Regions from separate parts of the Homo sapiens genome. Here all the other regions are linked to region 3. Evidence: chromatin contacts called from ENCODE Hi-C or POLR2A ChIA-PET data. All regions are on one chromosome and are shown on one strand. The core of a region is the stretch at or near the end of the contact, and the rest is flanking DNA. Distances in the headings are between cores, read along the strand shown. Region 1 has its middle 20 kb from the start of LINC03066. Region 2 has its middle 44 kb from the start of IRF4. Region 3 overlaps DUSP22 (dual specificity phosphatase 22). Region 4 has its middle 40 kb from the start of DUSP22.

Evidence for each region. A loop is a pair of places that touch in the nucleus more often than their neighbours do. ChIA-PET counts read pairs that join two places held with the same protein, here RNA polymerase II (POLR2A). Pooled maps may share reads with other maps.
Region 1: a map of CD14-positive monocyte shows a loop between it and region 3 (2.7-fold over the local background). The contact joins two enhancer-like sites. A Hi-C loop is called at or near these places in 4 of 168 maps with a recorded cell type or tissue (B cell, CD14-positive monocyte, naive thymus-derived CD4-positive, alpha-beta T cell and 1 more), 14 of 37 single-sample maps with no recorded cell type and 14 of 50 pooled maps. POLR2A ChIA-PET finds 5 or more read pairs at or near these places in 9 of 52 experiments (GM10248, GM12878, HepG2 and 5 more).
Region 2: a loop to region 3 is called in a map of natural killer cell, with 2.7 times the contacts of the local background. The contact joins two enhancer-like sites. A Hi-C loop is called at or near these places in 1 of 168 maps with a recorded cell type or tissue (natural killer cell), 1 of 37 single-sample maps with no recorded cell type and 6 of 50 pooled maps. POLR2A ChIA-PET finds 5 or more read pairs at or near these places in 2 of 52 experiments (A549 and HepG2).
Region 4: a loop to region 3 is called in a pooled map, with 4 times the contacts of the local background. The contact joins two enhancer-like sites. A Hi-C loop is called at or near these places in 5 of 37 single-sample maps with no recorded cell type and 10 of 50 pooled maps.

The regions. Positions count from the first base shown.
Region 1 is chr6:223,538-227,917 of GRCh38, reverse strand. No RefSeq gene overlaps it. Among named protein-coding and RNA genes, the nearest start is that of LINC03066, 20 kb to the right of the region's middle. RefSeq lists enhancers at 1-28, 39-158, 169-298, 2,214-2,263, 2,324-2,483 and 1 more. Within about 2 kb of position 2,482, at least 9 of the 41 ENCODE cell types and tissues checked have a DNase peak (open chromatin) inside an H3K27ac peak, as active enhancers do; they include CD14-positive monocyte and GM12878, where a contact is called at or near this core.
Region 2 is chr6:433,125-437,534 of GRCh38, reverse strand. No RefSeq gene overlaps it. Among named protein-coding and RNA genes, the nearest start is that of IRF4, 44 kb to the right of the region's middle. RefSeq lists silencers at 560-760, 2,625-2,789 and an enhancer at 2,563-2,792. Within about 2 kb of position 2,699, at least 2 of the 41 ENCODE cell types and tissues checked have a DNase peak (open chromatin) inside an H3K27ac peak, as active enhancers do.
Region 3 is chr6:337,677-342,746 of GRCh38, reverse strand. All of the region lies in intron 4 of DUSP22 (dual specificity phosphatase 22), which reads right to left. Among named protein-coding and RNA genes, the nearest start is that of DUSP22, 48 kb to the right of the region's middle. RefSeq lists an enhancer at 299-568 and a silencer at 3,548-3,747. Within about 2 kb of position 1,431, at least 6 of the 41 ENCODE cell types and tissues checked have a DNase peak (open chromatin) inside an H3K27ac peak, as active enhancers do; they include CD14-positive monocyte and GM12878, where a contact is called at or near this core.
Region 4 is chr6:250,291-255,127 of GRCh38, reverse strand. No RefSeq gene overlaps it. Among named protein-coding and RNA genes, the nearest start is that of DUSP22, 40 kb to the left of the region's middle. RefSeq lists a silencer at 1-13 and an enhancer at 2,935-3,004. Within about 2 kb of position 3,052, at least 2 of the 41 ENCODE cell types and tissues checked have a DNase peak (open chromatin) inside an H3K27ac peak, as active enhancers do.

The DNA.
Region 1 (4,380 bases), core at 1,233-3,732, 120 kb after region 3:
CTAGGGATGACAGAACAGAAATAACCTGGTTCTCAGTGGCCTGAGTGGCCGAAATACCTTGGGACCAGCTATCTCTGGACTTAAGTAAACTAGAAATGTCCTTGTGCTTTAAGCCAGGTTTTTGTTACTTGTAAGCAAAATATCACTTTAATCGAATGGAGAAAAGGACTGTATTGAGAAGAAAAGTTACAATTATGTCATGATAATTATGATTACAGAAGCCTGTCGAATGCTGTTTACACCAAAGATCGAATGACAGCCATGCTCCAGGGAGCTGGTGAGAATTTCCCTGAGGAGGACAGCGAGCACCGGCCTTGCAGAAAAAGCCCCACGTTAGGCAACGAGGGATGAGGCCAGTGGATGGCAGGCTTCGCATGAAATGCTAAGGAGCTGTGGTTTTTGTCTCTAGAGAACAGAGGCATGTGCCTGTGTGAGCAAGACCGCTCACACTCACGACACCCACACTCCTCCTGTGTGATGAGGACTCATGCTGGCCTTTGTCTCCATCTTCTGGGAGAGGCTCTCTAAAGCCTTACAATTTCCCAAGTGATGGGAGTGTCTCTGCTATTCATGGTGGGCCCTGATAATTTATGCTAACAGGTCACTCACGGTGGGGGCCTGCGTGGTTTCAGGACGGGTGACGGTCTTACAGGAAAGACCCACGTGTCACCAGAGGATCAGGGCTCTGAGCCTGACCTCTAGGGAAGGGAGGTGGCTGGAGATGAAGTTCAACCATCAGGCCAGTGATTCAATCAATCACGAGTATGTCATGAAACCCAAGTGGAAGCTCTGGCCCCAAAGCTTGGTGGAGCTTCCAGGTGGTGAACGCATGGATGTAGTGGGAGGGTGACCGGTCTTGAGCACATGGAAGCTCTGCCTTCCAGGCCCTCCTGGACTGTGTCCTGCTGTCTCTTCCTTTGGCTGGTCCTGAGCTGTGTCCTTTGTAATAACACTGTCATCATACATGTAGCACTTTCCGGAGTTCTGAGAGTCATTCTGGTGAATTATTGACTCTGAAGGGGTCAGGGGAACCCCTGACTTGGTCAGAAGTGCAGGTGGCCTGGGGACCCTGGAGTTTGCAGCTGGCATCTGAAGTGAGAGCATTCTTGCTGGGGATGGTGCCCTTCACCTAAAACTTTTGGCCCCAACTCAGGGCCTCAGTGTCAGAAGTCCCTGCCCTCACCTTCCATGAAAAGTCTGCATGGCCCAGGCCAGAGCTTCGGAGGCCCTGGGTCTCCAGACCCAGGAAATGGAGGGGCTTCGCTTCACCCCCAGTCCACAGACTAACTACTCTGTGAAGAATGCTAACCTTTGGTCACAAGGGAGCTGAGGATTGGGGGTGATGAGATCTGAGAAAATGGGGAGAGCTAAATCATCCTGAGTGCGGCGGCTCATTGATACTGTTGTGGTGCCTTACACAGCCAGACTGCAAATGTTCTGGCCTAAATCCACTCTTTCAGAGTAAATAGTAACACAGGCAAATAGAATCATAGCTACCATCGACTGAACTATAATGGGAAAGATGCCAAGTGAGATTTATTTTTGTTTTGCTTTTTACCTAGTGTTCCTAATGTCCTTTTCTACCAGTGACGCGCAGCTTGGTAAAGGCCTGAGTCTGGCATCTCGCTGTGAAGCGGCCCCAGGTGTCCCCAGCTCTGTCTGTTGGCTCTGCCCCACAAGCTCGCGCCCGAAGCCACAGAGACACAGGGTGGGTGGGGGTGGAAAAGTGACGCCCAGGAATCGCTGGGGCTTTGCAATGTGGATGGTAGGAGGGTGGGTTGCGCCATGTGCTCCCCCCGCCTCCCTCACCAGGTTGGTCTGTTGCGAGGCACTTTCCCCAGTTGGCTCTGTCCAGGCCCCAGGCCGCCAGCATGGTGGGGAGCCCCTCTCTCGGCCTTGCCGTGGCTGCAGTGTGGACACACGTGCGTATTCAATCACTCTCTGCTGCCCCTAGACTCTGATAAGAAGCTGGGCGTTCAGGGTGAAGGCGTGGAATGATGAGCAGCACACAGACGGCATTTTGCTGAGCATCAGCAGGCGCTCCTCCGTCGGTTGCTTTTGCATAATAAATGTGGGGAAGATTTTTCAACCCCGTTTTCCTATGAGAAAGCTGAGCTCAAAGGCTGAGCTGCTTTGCTGAGGTCACTCAGAAACTCAGAAACTCACAAAGCAGGGGTGAGACCTCTGCTCGACAGCAAAGGCAGGCAGCGTCCCTCATCCCTGCACCACGAGGGCGTCACAGCCCCTTCCCGGGTGGCCACAGCCACAGGGCACCCTGCGCCCTCTCCGGGCCTCGCCTTCCTCTTCTGAAACAGGACGGTGATCTCATCCCCCTCACAGGCTGATGCAGAGACCTAAGGAGCACACTGGCTGTACACGGAGGAAAGCACCTCGGTTTCCTGAAGCAGTGTGGCATTCGAGTCTGATTTCCAGCAACTCCACTGCCCCCGCAGCCAGACTTTGCATGAGCAGAGTTCGCAAACCTTCTAGAATCTGGCGAGGAACAGAGGAAATCAGCTAAAGGGCGTAACAGGAAGTGGGGCCTGGACCGGGAACCTGGTTCCTCCGCTCTTTCCCTATAGGTACAGAAGGAACAGGCCCAGGAATGAGTAAGAATGTTTTTCTCTACAAATAACTCACACCCAAGCCTCAAGCAGGGTTAGGGAGTGAGGCATTGTGTCATCACCTACCACAGGAAGCCCAGAGCCAGGGCAGACTCCAGACACGGCACGCAGGGTTGTGACTCTACACACCTGGCGCCTGGGGCACTGGTGTCTTCCAGGCAGCTCTGCCAGGTGTCACATCTGGACAAGACAGAGAGGTACTATCTTCCCCTTAGGAGTGATGAACTCCTTTCCAGAAGCTTCCTGCAGGCTTCTCCTCATGCCTCACGTCTAGAATAGAGTGATCTGCATGTTCCAAGAACAGTCACTGGTTGGAGAGTTGGTATCACCGTGACTGGGTGAGCCTGATGGCTCTAAACTCTGGCTGTACATCAGAAGCACACACTGAGCTTCTGAAAAGGAGAGGCCTGGGCCCCACTTCCAGAGATTCAGTTCAATGGATCTCCTGTAGTACCTGAGCATCAGAACTTCGTAGCCCCCGAAGGTGCATGCTACGGCCAGAAAGAAACTCAGGGAAAAATGGATGTTGCAGAGACGTCGCCACAAATGAAACCCACAGCGACAGGAGAAAGCGGCTCGCGTCCCGTTGAAGAAGATGCTTCCCTGGATTACTGTGCAGAGTTGAAGCTTTACCTTTCACCTGGAGAACGCGTGGTTCTGTGACCAAAACAGTGGCAGCTCCTCCACCAGCCCCTGCTGCTCCCATCCCTTCCAGGGAAGAAACTTTTGTTTCTGTGATGCCAGCGCAGGCATTCAGAGCAAAGCCACTTCCAGGAAATTCTAAGAATGAGGTGCGGGCACCACTGGGCTGGCGCATGAGAGTCATGTGCCTCAGACTCCACGCCCCCTGCTGACCGTGCCCACAGGCTCCCAGGTTATCTGTGGCGGAGGTCAGGGTCTGCTGGGCAGGGTCAGGGATGTCTGGTTGGGCTGAAGCAGATGCAGGGGTCCTGCGGTCACCACTGCCTCCGATGAAGCTCTGAATGGTCTTCTCTGTTCTTCCATACGGTCATGTGCCACACAACAACATTTCCAACCACAGACAGCGTATACTATGGTTGTCCTGTAAGAGTATAAGGGAGCTGAAAAATTCCTATCATGTGATGACATTGTAGCCACCTCAACGTCTTAGCACAATTATATATATATACACACACACATATATATACTTTATATGTAGAGAGAGAGAGTGTGGCCTACGTGTGCAGTGTTTATAAAGTCTGCAGTAGTCATAGTGATGTCCTAGGTCTTCACATTCACTCCCGACTCACCCACTGACTCACAAGAGCAGCTGCCAGTCCTGCAAGCTCCACTCATGGTAAGTGCCTTGCACAGGTACTGTTGTTCATCTTTCGTATTGTTCTTTCACGGCACCTTTTCTCTGTTTAGATACACACACGCCACTGTGTCATAATTGCCGACAGCACTCAGCGCAGTGACATGCAGGTCTCAGCCTGGCACGACAGGCTGTCTCATATCGCCAGGTGTAAAGCAGCTCATAGCACGCGGGTGTGTGGAAGTTCACTCTGCGATGCTCACACAACAGCAAATTGCCTGAGGACCCATTTCTCAGAAGGTATCCTTGTCCTTAAGCAACACATGACTGACATTTGTAAAAGGGGCAAGAGACAGCTTGTGCTTCTCAGAAAAGGTGCCCATTTTCAACTGGTTTAGGAAATTTAGAAAGAGGGAGGAGGAGTATTAAAGTGGCTAAGAGTGTTTCTTTCCAGTTGGTTGATTCTGCACCTCACACACC
Region 2 (4,410 bases), core at 1,450-3,949, 94 kb before region 3:
GGATGATGGTGATGGTTGCACAACCATGAAAAGGTGCTTGGTGCCACCGACCTCTGCACGTAAAAATGGTTAAAATGGTGCATTTTTATATTATGTGTACATAAAAAAATTGATGTTGGTGCTTCCTTCATCTTTCTATTCCCTGCACCTAGCTGAGACCCCTGGTGCTCTCTCCTGGACTCATTCCAGAGCAGAATGAAACACATTCTCTTGAACATTCACAGTTGTTTCCAGTGAAATTGATTTAGGGAAACAGCCAGATATTACTCAGAGTCCAGTCAGCAGGCGTTGTTTGGTTCAGCACTTGTATGTGGTGGCAAATGGATGCGACTGTTTGCCTGTGAATCCCAGAAACAGAAACTTAGATCTGTGACCACCACACAATGCGTGCCCAGATAGCAGCACAGCTGGCGCAGCAGGCGTCTCCTGGGCCTGGAGCTGGGCACGGAGGCCAAAGGATGTGGACTTTCCATGGGAGCTTCCCAGCTCATGAATGAGATGAGGCTTGGCCTGTCCTGGGAGGGAACTGCGCTGAAGGACGGAACTCAAGAGGATGCCACACGGCGAGGGCAGTGTCACGGCTGCTGATGCGCTGCCCCTGCCAACGCCTCAGAGGAGCCCCTGGACTCGAAATCCTGCCTCTGCAGCTCTGTAGGCCTCCGTCGGTCTATTAATACCTCAACTGATAAAGAAACATTTCTTTCCCATTCCAACACATCCTAATCAAAAACAAATGAGACCAGCTTGCTGGCGGATTGCCTTGTGTTCAGTTCATGCCGGTGGCTCAGACCAGGGAACTGGGGGAAACCACAGTGTTTCTAATAACTGAAGAACTGTGTTTGACCTGGGCGTTTTCCCCGTGAAAGCTGAGTTGATCAAGCCCGCAGAGATGAAAACTGGGCGTCGGTGGAGAGATGAGTCACAGCGCTCCGTCCCTCACGGTGGCCCTCCTGCTGCCCTTCGTGGGCTGCTGCCTCTTCTTGTGTCTTCCTCCACTGCTCAGCTTGCCCATAGGGGTCTCAGGCACCGCAAGGCCGCTTTGTAAAGAATGGATGGAGCATGCACACACAGTGCCCGGCATATTCCTGCTGGGCCGCAGGGTACTGAGCTCCTTCCCTGTACTACTTCCCAGCTCTGCAGTTAGGGTTCTTCTCATTGGAATGGTAAAATGTTTATCCCAAGTGTATGTCATCCAAATGCTCAGTGAAAATAGTCCACCTGAGTTAACCTCTGTCCCCCAAAATGCCACCTTGTATCTCTGATAGAATTCTTGCTCCCTTCCTTTGAGAAGTGGAGCCAGGGGTGGCAGTCCTAGCCCCGTTACCGTGCATTTAATTTTTAAGCACATCTAGCTGAGTCATCCGTGACATCCCAAGCTATTTGTTGGTGCCTGAGAATACAGAATGAGTAAGATGCCGCTCCAGGCCCAGGTGAGAAGTGACACCGTGCTGGCAGCCTTCACAGCCCTCGCTCGCTCTCGGCGCCTCCTCAGCCTTGGTGGCCACTCTGGCTGTGCTTGAGGAGCCCTTCGGCTCGCCGCTGCACTGTGGGAGCCCCTTTCTGGGCTGGCCAAGGCCAGAGCCGGCTCCCTCAGCTTGCGCGGGGAGGTGTGGAAGGAGAGGCGCAGGCGGGAACCCGGACTGTGCGCGGCGCTTGCGGGCCAGCGCGAGTTCCGGGTGGGCGTGGGCTCGGGGGGCCCCGCACTCGGAGTGGCCAGTTGGCCCGCAAGTCCCGGGCAGTGACGGGCTTAGCACCTGGGCCAGCAGCTGCTGTACTCGATTTCTCGCCGGACCTTAGCAGCCTCTCCGCAGGGTAGGGCTCGGGACCTGCAACCAGTCATGCCTGAGCCTCTCCCCAATCCCAGCGGTGGGCTCCTGCACAGCCCGAGCCTCCCGGAGGAGCCCCGCTCCCTGCTCCAGGGCGCCAGTCCCATCGACCGCCCAAGGGCTAAGGAGCGCGGGCGCACAGCACGGAACTGGCAGGCAGCTCCACCTACGGCCTCTCTGAAGGATCCAGTGGGTGAAACCAGCTGGGCTCCTGAGTCTAGTGGGGACTTAGAGAACCTTTATGTCTAGCTAACGGATTGTGAATATACCAATCGGCACTCTGTATCTAGCTCAAGGTTTGTAAATGCACCAATCAGCACTCTGTGTCTAGCTCAGGGTTTATAAATACACCAATCGGCATGCTGTATCTAGCTAATCTAGTGGGGACCTGGAGAACTTTTGTTTCTAGCTCAGGGATTGTAAACGCATCAATCAGCACCCTGTCAAAATGGGCCAATCAGCTCTCTGTAAAATGGACCAATCAGCAGGATATGGCGGGGGAGGAGCAGGGAGAGAGAGCCAGGTAAGGGAATAAAAGCAGGCTGCAGGAACCAAAAGTGGTAACTCACTCGGGGTTGGTTCCACATAGTAGGAAGTTTGTGCTTTCTTTCTTTGCAATAAGTTTTGCTGCTGCTGAGTGTTTGGGTCCCTACTGCTTTTATGAGCTGTAACACTCACCACAAAGGTCTGCAGCTTCATTCCTGAAGTCAGTAAGATCACAAACCCACCAGAGGCACTGCCTTAAGAGCTGTAACGCTCACTGTGAAGGTCTGAAGCTTCATTCTTGAGCCGGCGAAACTGAACTCACCAGAAGAAAGAAACTGGAAACAGGAACATCACTTTTAAGAACTGTGACACTCCTCGCGAGGGTTTGTGGTTTCGTTCTAGAAGTCAGTGATAACCAGGAACCCGCCAATTCTGGACACACAGGTGGAGGGAGGATGCCTGTGTGCCTCCAGGGACTGAGCTGCATCCTAAAATCATGGGCTCCATTGTTCCACAATCTCTGAGAAAGCCTGGGGGCGGGAGGGCCTAAGGAAAATGACCATAGGACTTTGTTTAGCATTCTTGTGTTCAGTGCTGGGGGTGCCTGGCCATAGCTGGAAAACACTTCGCTCCTGCTGTTTTGAAACTTCCCTTGTGCCAAGACAGAAATGCCAAGGGAAGAAAAAACATGAAGCGTGTGGTCCCAGACACAGAAGCCATGTCCATCCCCTCCTCTCTCCCTCCTGTTCCATCCCATGGCTGGTTTTCGTGGCCCTGGGCCCTCGTTCCAGACCTACAGGTACTTGCTGTTCCTCACCTAGGGAACATGCTGTGAAAGGAAACGGGATTATAGGAAAATGAAAGAGAAGGTAGCGAAGATGCTGGCAAGTCAAAAATGTATCAGTGTCTGGGATGGCCTGTGGGGATCAGTGCCTCCCTTTGTCCCGGCAGAGTCGCAGTAGCAGGGCTGAAGCCCAGGCCCGACTTTGCGGCTCACACGCCCTTAGCTTACGCATCTGTGAGCAAAAGCATGCTGGGTCTAGGAGGCACTTTCTAGCCTGGCCTGTGTGGTGCTTAGGGTCCCAGCCATGGCATGCTGAATGTTTGCTTCTCTTTGCTGATCCTTTACTGACCTGAATGAAACGAGGAGACTATAAAAGTTGTCAATTACATCAGCTTCTTTTTTTCTTTTGTTTTTCTTTTTTAAGTTTAATTTTGGCTCTTCTAGGAACGTTATGTACTTGAAAAACAGAATACTATGGCATTCCTCAGTGGGAAAACAACTTTTCTCAGATCCGAAGCTACTAAAATGCCTACTTTTGACGTAGGGTTTTTATTTTTTTTGTTTTTAAAAAGAAAGGTGCAGTAAAATTTATTTTTTATTTATTTATTTATTTTTTCAAACGGTCTTGCTCTGCTGCCCAGGCTGGAGTGCAGGGGTGTGATCTCAGCTCACTGCAGCCTCCACCTCTTGGGTTCAAGCGATTCTCATGCCTCAGCCTTCTGAGTAGCTGGGACTATAGGCATGTACCACCATGCCTGGCTAAGTTTTGTATTTTTTTTTTTTTTTTAGTAGAGACAGGGTCTCACCAGGTTGGCTAGGCTGGTCTCAAACTCCCGACCTCAGGTGATCTGCCCACCTTGGCCTCCCAAAGTGCTGGGATTACAGGCGTGAGCTACCGCACCTGGCCAAATTCACTCTTTCTGGTGTGCAGTGCATCAAATTGGGTAAGCACTACCATAAGCACTACCATAAGCATGGCGCTGAACAGTTGGGTCCCTCCTCATGCTGCCCTGGGGCAGACTCCTCCCACCCTCAGCCCCTGGTATTCCCTGATCTCTCCTCTGTTCTTACTATTTTTTGCCTTTTCCAGAATGTCGTATAAGTGAAACCTACAGTAGGTAGTTTGTTGGGTCTGGCTTCTTCCACTTAAATGCATTGAAAATTAATTCATGCTTATGTGAAGATAAGATTTCATCTTTCTTGGTTAAGGGATGCCTAGTAGCAGAATCTTTTGGTCAGATGGTAAGCATATGTTTAACTGAATAAGAAACCACCAAACTGTTTCCCAAACTGGTTTACCATTTTTCACTTTCG
Region 3 (5,070 bases), core at 182-2,681:
CTGCCCCTGACCTCCGGCCATGGAGCTGGGAGCGAGTGCCATGCTCAGAGCTGCACCACCTGCTGCCAAGTGTCTCTCTCCCTTAGAATGCCATGTGTCAGTCAAACACGGTATTCTGCCACTCATGGCCAAATTCATGCTACCTGATATCAGCAACTAGTTCAAAAATGTTTGAAACCTTGAGCCAACTCATCTGGCCCAGAAGTGGCTCCAGACTGCTGGTCTGCAACTTGCCTGGTGGTTTACACTGGGTGCCTGCCCTCCTTGCAGGCTGCAGTAGACAGGCCAGTGCACAGGCTGGGGCAGCTGACTGGCTGGCTGCAGGGGTGCAGCTGGACGGCACCCTCCTTGGTCCCCCAGGCTGCTCACGCTGCTGTGGCCCCCCAAGGGTGCCAAGACGCTGTCCCTGACTGCTGTGCCCACGCTGGTCTGTTCTGTGTGGGTCTCTTTCTGGTCAGAAAGAGCCGTGTCTGTACGCAGAGCAGCCAAAAAAGCAAAAGCAAATCTAGAAATGAATGACGACCGCCTGAGTAAATGAAAAACCACAGAGCACGTCAGAACACACTGCAAAGACCACACAGCAACATGAAAGTTAGCAGCTGCCCATCTGAGTGGGGACAGGATTGGGGTCACATTCAGTTGTACGAACCTCACCAAGGTCTTGTAAAGATGACAACTGAATCCCTTCACTGAAACCTTGGAGTGGGGACCACTTCTTATATCTCACTTTGACATCTGCACGTCCCCAACCACAGACACAATGAAACCGGGCTTCTTACATATTGTGGGGTTGAACCTGGGTTCAAGAGTCAGCCTTGCCACATCTCAAAATACAAGAGGGGAGTGTGCTCAGCCTGGCACCATCCAAACCCATCCGTGCCCAGAGAGCCGAGTGGGCGTGTGAAGGAGCTGAGGAGGTTATGGAGAGGTGACCCCACTCTGCACCACCACCCCCCGGTAGCTCTTTCCGTCTGTAGTAAGAGTTAAGTCCAGTAGAGCCCACAGGACATAGCTCCTATCCACCACCATGTTGGGGGCCTGGGCTGCGTAGCCCTTGTGCAGGCATCATGATAGGGCCATTCGCGGCGCCACCCCAGGAGCCGGAAGGATGCCAACAAGGCGGCCGCTCAGAGCCCCACAGTGCAGCTTGACTCATGGACACAATTCGGCACAAGGCCAAGCCAGAGAGATATTCCTAGAAATGCCTTTTCCAAGAAAAGCCCAGAGGCAGGCGAGCGCACTGCCACTTTGGTGCAGGACTGTGTGTGGGGGTGTTATTTCCAGGGAAGCTGATGACAGAAGCCCCAACTCTGGTCATTAAACTCCCTCCTCCACAGTGGGAAATACCCACAGTCCTGGTCCTTCTATTGCTCAACTGCAGTTAGAAGCAGAAGTGCGAGTCTGAAGCACTATCCTACCGCAAGCTGTTTCGATGAACACAAGTTCCCTGTTCCTGCTCTCCGTTTCATCGGCAGTTCACCTTTACGTCCACGCACAGCCGTGTGGAATAGGCTCAGTCCACAGAGAGCCAGCGAATGCTGCACAAGGAAGCACGGACCGGACCACGCTTGCGTTAGAAACTCACCAAACAGCGCCCGGGGCTATCATGCCCGCTCCTGCCCGCGGTCCTTGCAGCAGGGGCACCTCCAGGGAGAGGGGACTCGCAAACTGCCCAGTCACCCGCAGCTGTCTCCCTCCCTCGTCACAGACCAGCACCCTCTGCCTGGGTCCCTTCCTTTCTGCATCAAAGGCCAAGAGCCAGTGCCCAGATGGGCTCTACCGACCTTCAGAGAGTCTAAGAAAAGATGGTGGATGAGCTTGTACATCACACTACATGGTGTTCACTTTTGAGGCTGAACAACTACTTCTCACTCCAGGACTGCAAGATTTGGAGGCCTCAATCCCCACTGTAGGATCTAAGATGGTCCTGTCCTGCTCAAAAGGACTTTGCCTGTTGGAGTGGGAGCCCAGAGATCTGGCTGAGCACCTTGAATGGCAGCTGGCCCTACCCTAAAAGCCCATGGTACCAGACCACGCTATAACAGCAGCAAGGCCACAGGGACACAGGGTGCTCCTCCTTCCTGCAAATGATACAAAAGTGTATGTGCAAATGAAAGCAAAGGACAAATCCAAAAAAGGCAAGCATCCTTATATATAAGAAATCTATATTTTTATACATTACATATGTAAATATGTATGTTTTTGCTTAGAAAAAAAAGTTTTTGCTTGTTTTCTAATAGCAAATGAGTAGAGTATTCTATCTGGGTCCAGGCTCTGGAAGGTGGTTTCATAACAGAGAGCTGCTTCCTCTTCGGGCAGAAATCTGTCCACGGCCCCCAACCCACAGGCCCTGCCCCAGCACGCTTTCCAGCTGGAAGGCTGATGGTGAAGCCCCCAGTCCACCCAGAGGTAAGTGGGAAGAATGTTCCTCATCAGACAGACATGGTGGAGCTGCCCTATCAGCACACAGCATTACACACAAAACCAGCCCACGTTTGTATCAGTGATTCCCCAACTTTGATATTTCACGCACTGTCAACATTAAAAATAGAATTGGGGGATGCATATATTGTACTTTTCATTTGGCCAGATAAGGGCTTTTTAAAAGCAAACTAAAACAAAGGGCCTCTCTACCACTTACTACAACATCATTTCCCAGAAGAATATTTCAACAACAAAAAGAAGGACATAATCTAAGACTAAACGATAGTTCTTTTAAGTGGAATAAATGAAGTCTTATGGAAAACTGAATGCCACTTTCAGCTCTCATTTTCTCCTTGAGCAGGAGAACATCACTATGGGCTGGCAGAGCCCTCAGGAACTGTCTGGAAGCAGGACCACAGTAGTCCAAGGGCCCAACTAGCTCTCATCTTGCAAAAGTGCTCCTTTATAATAAAATAAAAGAAAAACGTAAATGAGAGAAAAAGAGAGTTGAAAGTACAGAAGGTGTCAGTTAAAGAAAATATAGACAAAAAGATAGGGAGATAGAATAAGGCAAGGACGTTTTACCGATGTTTTCAATATAGGCTCTCTGTATTGCTAAAGCTTCTTCTCCCCACAAAAACCTCAAGAAATTTACAGACCTGCTAGATTCTAAAACCACTGAATGTCACAAAGGCGCTACTGCAATGATGTATACCGACTCCATAGCCTGGCAGAGATCAAATGCCCTTGGACTTCACAGAAAAAGAAAAAAAAAATCTGTAATTACTTGCTTCATGATGTCAAAGTACAAAATGCCAATGTAATATATATTAAAGCAAGATGAGTAAATATAAGTTAATATGCATCTAACCATTCACTTTCAAAACATATTAATACTCTTTACTTGAATAGACAGAAAATATAATCATATTTCCAGAAATGCCTAGTGTTCATAAAAAACACTTTCACTTATATCATCTCACCTAATACTATAAAAAACCCTGTGAGATAGGCATTTTACAGATGAGAGAAGAGAGGTTAAAATGACTTTTCTAAGAAATCCCAGAGAGAAAGCAAAAGCAAGTGAGTATTTCCAAAGCCCTTAATTCACTAACCCATACCACGCTGGCCACTTGGGGAACACGCAGTGTGTGCATTTGATACAAACTCTAGGACGCCTCTAATCATGACAAAATCATGCAAAACACACCACAGTAGGTCTGTGGGGTTATTACAACTCTGAGAACTTGAACTTTTACATTTCCTGACTTGGCAAGGCTAGCTGGTTGGGGAACTGAGCTGAAATTCTAACATGTTAATGTTATCTCAAACTAGGTTTCTGCATTTTAAGTTCCTGGAAGATCAGAGAGGGAGATTTGAGAGGATAGAGGCCAAGACAGAAAACTGACCTTTCCGGGCAGTCTGCAGCAACTGAATGTCAAGTGACAACAGCTAGTCTCAAAGGTCACACATCTCTTACTAAGCATAACTTGCCAGAATTCCTGTTCGTGCAGGGATTTGTGGGGAAAAATTTAAGATATAGAGTGTTAAATTACATCAAAGCTGGCATTCATTTTTAAAATCTGTACTTAAGTTTAAAACAATGAGCAACATAGTTTTCCAGAATTTATTTTATCATTGAATAGAGAAACTCTGAAGCACCGAGAATTTTTTAAGTGGCTAAAGAGCTACTATTTCAAATTGTTTAGGTCCTGCAGAACACAGTTTCCAAGTGACAGGTAAGACTTCTTTTGCTTTTGTTAACTAGAGAAATACGAATATTTGTCGTCTGACCATCCTCATTGGTTGATGATACAGAAAGCAAAAGTTGATTGTCAGCACCTGATACTTGGTAATAAACACCTTAATAAATACCCCGAGAGAGGTAGGTGTTCTGCCTGCCAACTTGAGGGGAATCATTTGATTACATGGTGAAAATATGCTCACCATTAAAAAGTACACTATGCCTTCCAGTAGAACACTTGTAACAGGTAAAAAGAAACTCAAGCTATTTCATCGCCTGCCTCTTAACAAGCTGAGTCACTCAAAGTTCCGAAGTCAGCTCCACCATTTCCACATAACTTTAGTACAGCAAGCAATATTTACAGTCATGGACATATGTGTGTCGAAGCCTTACTTATTCACAAGATTTGCTGTTACTAATGGGTTAAAAATAAACGTTTCCCCCAAAAATCACACAAGAGCATGACTCCCAACAGCAGAGTGTCCACTTTTCCCCACCTTTTCATGAGCTACGGTCCTGACTTCCTTTTTCAGCTGAAACAGAAGTCTTACTGTCGTAGCTTCACTGGAGAGTGCAGCACGGCGCATCCTCCACTCACAAGCCCCAGACACGGCACTGCCACACCTACCTAACCCCTAAGCCCACCCACGTTTCTAGTTTGCCTTTGTAACTCTTTGTCATCCAGATACATCAAAGGCCAAGAGCCAGTCATCCAGCCAAAGAAAGAGTTACAAAAGCAAACCATAAACTTAACAGGACCTCTTCACATATTTGGGATAGGAGAGAACTAATTAAAAGGGTAGGAGGAGGTGAGGGGTGAAAAATTGCTTAAAGAGTAAAACGTTCACTATTCGGGTGACGGATGCGCTAAAAGTCCAGACTTTGCCATTAAGCCTTATATC
Region 4 (4,837 bases), core at 1,803-4,302, 89 kb after region 3:
TAAGTTAGTCCCAGTCGAGGCTTGACAGTGTCCTTGCTCATAAGCAGATCTCAACTTAGTCAGACAGACTGAGAAATACACTGCAGGACATGGTACTTCACAGAGTGATAGGACCTCAGTTCCTGCATCCCTGGCACATGGTAGGAACCCAATGGCATGCGTGTTGACTTCACAACCAAATGAGTGAAGGAAGCGCAATGAGACCCTGACTCATTTTTTTCCCCAAGTTCCTTCTCTGATAGGATCCTTAGAAATCATCTGGGGCTGGGCAGCGGCTCACGTCTGTAAATCTAGCATTTTGGGAGGCCGAGGTGGGAGGATTGCTTGAGCCCAGGAGCTCAAGACCAGCCGGGACGACATAGTGAGACCCTGTTTCTACAAAAATTAAATAGCTGGGCATGATGGTGTGTGTCTGTAGTCCCAGCTACTTGAGAGGCCAAGATGGGAAGATCGCTTGAACCCAGGAGGTCAGGGGCTGTGTGATTGTGCCAGTCCTGGGCAACAGAGCAAGACCCTCTCTCAAAAACAAAGCAAACAAACAAAAAAGAAATAATTTGGTTCAAATGTGTCTTCTACAGAAGAGGAGGCTGAGTCCAGTGAGGTAGAAATCATTTGCTCAAGGTCACACAGCTATACCTGCTGCAGAACTGAAGCTATAATTCACGTCTCTAAGCTCTAAATCCAACGTCCTTTCCACTATCCCAGGATGCCCCCTTCCTGCCGAACCAACTTTCGTTGACCTCAAGAAGGCAAAAAGCCCCCAAAGTCAACCTCCCCTCTTTAAAACCTCTTTAATACAGATTCATAATTCAGCCATCATGCAGAAAAGCACTCAGAAAGGAAATTCCTGATGCTGCTCACCATGGGCTTGGCCAGCCACAGACATGATCCAGCCCATGGGGGAGCCGCCCCGTGCTGGCGTGTCATGAAGACACCAGTATGAGGCAACCGAGACAGCCCACAAAAGGATTCTTGGTTTTATTGTCCCTTGAGACGGGATTGTTCTCTGCCCTTGCCGGTTTTGCATGCTTCTTAAACCCTGTTTGAATAAATGAAGAATTAATTATGAATAAATGAAGACTTAATTTCCCCAAAATGGATGAGCCAAGCCATTCCCTCTAGTACAAAGATGTGAAAGGCATATCTGAGTGGGATCTGGGAGGGACTTAAAAATAAAACAAAATAAATCAGCTTGTTAATCAGGAGACACAAAGTGAAAACCCCACGTTAAAAAGGGAGGCAAGGGAATGATGGACAAGGATTTAGAGTCACAGTTACCAGCCTGCGAGTCAGGTGGGGCGAAGCAGGGACAGAAGGTCGCAAAGGAGCAGAAAATCTGAGTTAAATTGTCATTGTCCGGCAGGGCATGGTGGCTCACGTGTGTAATCCCAGCACTTTGGGAGGCTGAGGTGGGGGGATCACCTGACGTCAGGAGTTCGAGATCAGCCTGGCCAACATGATGAAATCCTGTCTCTACTAAAAACACAAAAATTAGCCGGGTGTGATGGCGCATGCCTGTAATCCCAGCTACTCAGGAGGCTGAGGCAGGAGAATTGCTTGAGCCTGGGAGGCAGAGGTTGCAGTGAGCCGAGGTCATGCCACTGCCCTCCAGCCTGGGCGACAGAGTGAGACTGTGTCTCAAAAAAAAAAAAAATTCATAGTCCTGGCTTATGGATCAGTGGTGATGGGTGGTGGGTCCGTGGGTGTTTTTTTTGTATTATTAGAAATAAATAAATGAGTAAATTAATAGAAAAGGGCCGTGCATGGGCCAGTGGGGAAGTGTGTGGTGAAGCAAGAATTATGAGTCATCTGATTCTGTGCAACCGAGGCCCATGAATGAAACAGTAAAATAAAGCGTAATTAAGGTGCCAACATAATTTCCTCTCCAACTAGAAAATAAACACTTCATGGCATCCCTAAGAGTTTTGGATTTATTATGATTTTACCTGTTGAGATAAATAATCTGTCACTGTAGGTAGAAATTGAAAGTCTCTTTGGTCTGTTTAATATCTGTGTTAAGCTGTCATACATGCATGTCAGCTGTAATTTATAGAATAATAGAAACAATAATGCCTGGCTTACCATTCTAGAATAAGACACTCTACGCTGACCTTGGGTTTCCTGTGTATGGCTTACAAGATCAGACTGACATGCTAAAATTTGTTTTCGTTTCAGTTATGAAATAATTAAGGACAGGCTTTTTCAGGTCCTTCAGTGTTGTTTAAATGAATGAGAAGGTATGTTTCTTTGACTTTCTGAAACAGGGTTTAAGAAGCATGCAAAACTTAGAAGGAAAACAAGAACAAACTGACTAAGGAAGCATTTTGAATGAGTTCGGGTGCAGTGAAATCCTTCGGTGGGCAACTATTAGATCATTTCTGTGCAATCAAATCTTCTAGACTGAATAAAGATAAGCCAGCTTCATCTTAGAGAAAAAGAAACTTTTTGATATATGAGATAATCACAATGCAGAGGTAGATGAGGGAGAGTTTAAGGGGACGGTTTGCAGAAAAGGCTGTCGAATCCCTAAAAATAACAAGGCACTGCCACAGTCATTGGAAAACTCAAATCCTGAGGTGAGGTAATACTAGGAAAATGCTAAGTTCACTAAAATAGTTTTTTCCGCTGCAGTTTAAACACAAGTTTAGAGAGTATTTTTGTTGCTGATGGTGGTTGGTTTTGTTTTTTAAAGTATATTAAAGAAAAAATAATTCATCTCCTTCTAATAACAACAAAATTGAGACCTCTGTTGCAAGGATGAAATGATGGATTATCTCCTCTCTTTATCAAATCATCACTCTGGAATTAATATAAGAATCATAATCTTATTTACCTAGCTCTGTGTGAAAGTGGTCATCTATCAATATATGTGACATTTCATTCAGTAAGAAAGGAAAGAAACTTGCAACCAACTTTCAGGGAAGAAATAACATTTCCTCTGAACAATTCTAAGGAGGAAGGCAAAGTAGAGTTTCATGTTCTCAATTCTGCTGAAGATATGAATCATCACACCTTTGCTAGCAGTTACATGTCATAAGGGCTTTGAGATGCCAAGTGAGTCAAGCCCATTTGTGACATTTGATAGGCCTACTTTTTATCCATGTGGCACTACAGAATGGATTCAAATCTCACTAGAACAATCTTTCTCTTTCTCTCGCTCAGTCTTTTTCTTCTGTGTTTTTCTAGAGTCGAGAAGTTTTAAAGAGGAGGGGCTAGGAGACCAAACATATCAAAAGAAGCCATGGGGGAGCAAAATCCAAAGGAATCTGTCGCATGTAAAGAGATAATATTTTTGCTTTCTTGTTTTTCCTATAGTTGCTGTCAAGGAGATGAGCCCAAGTAATAAGGAGGATAGGTAGATGACAGGGATGGGGAGAAACTTCAAATTAACATTTTTATTTTAACATGTGTATACCAGACACAAACTATTGAAGCCGAGAGAGGGGTAAATAAGAAATACGAATAGACATGTAGCAGGTAAGGAGATTGAATTGGTAATTAAAAACTTCCTACCAAAAAGCTCAGACTCACATGGCTTCATTGGTGAATTCTATCAAATGCAGAATTAGCAACAATCTCTCATAAACTTTTTTTTTTTTCCTTAGACGGAGTTTCGCTCTTGTTGCCCAGGCTGGAGTGCAGTGGTGTGATCTCGGCTCACTGCAACCTCCACCTCCCGGGTTCAAGCAATTCTCCTGCCTCAGCCTCCTGAGTAGCTGGGATTACAGGCATGTGCCACCACACCTGGCTAATTTTGTATTTTTAGTAGAGATGGGGTTTCTCCATGTTGGTCAGGCTGGTCTCGAACTCTCAACCTCAAGCGATCCGCCTGCCTCAGCCTCCCAAAGTGCTGGGATTACAAGCATGAGCCACCACGCCCGGACCCTCTCATAAACTCTTAAAAAGAGAAGAGGAGGAAACACTTTTCACCTTATTCTATGTCGCCAGTATTACCCTGATACCAAAACCAGTCAAAGATATCATAAGAAAAGTACAAACCAATATCCCTTATACATATCAATACAAACATCCTCAACAAAACACAAACTGAATCCAATGAGATTCATCCAAAGAAGATAAGGATGCTTTAACTTTGAAAAATCAGTCAATGTAATGCACTGTATTAATAGCATGACAACAAAACCACATAGTCATCTGAAGAGATGGGAAAAAAAGCATTTTACAAAATTTAACAATCTTTCATAATACAAACACACAAAAACTAAGAATAGAAGGGAACTTCCTCCACCTGATCAAGGGAATCTACAAACAAACCACACCTAACATTACACATGTGGTAAAAGACAGAATGTTTTTGCCCTAAGGAAGTCCACTCTCACCACTTCTATTCAACATTGCAATGGAGGATCAAGCCAGGACAATTAGACAAGAAAGAAAAGTGAAAGACATCAGATGGGAAAGAAAGAAGTAAAACTATCTCTGTTTGTAGATGACATGATCTAATATTAAAAATTCTAAGCATGCCACAAAATAAACTATTAGGCATATAAAATTAGTTCATTAAGGTTGCTGGGTAGCAGATCAATATACAAAAGTCGGTTGGTTCTATACACTAGCAATGAACAATTTGAAAATAAAAGTAAGAAAATAGTTCCATTTATAATAGTATCAAAAAGAATAAAATATTTTAAGGATAGATTTTTCCAAAAAATTCAAGACTTCTACACTGAAAACTATAGTACAAAACATCATTGGAAGAATTACAGAGGATCTAAATTAATGGAAGACATCTCATGAACATAGATTGGAATACTCAATACTTATTGTTAAGACGGCAGTACTCCCCAAATTGATCTACAGATTCAATATAATCCCT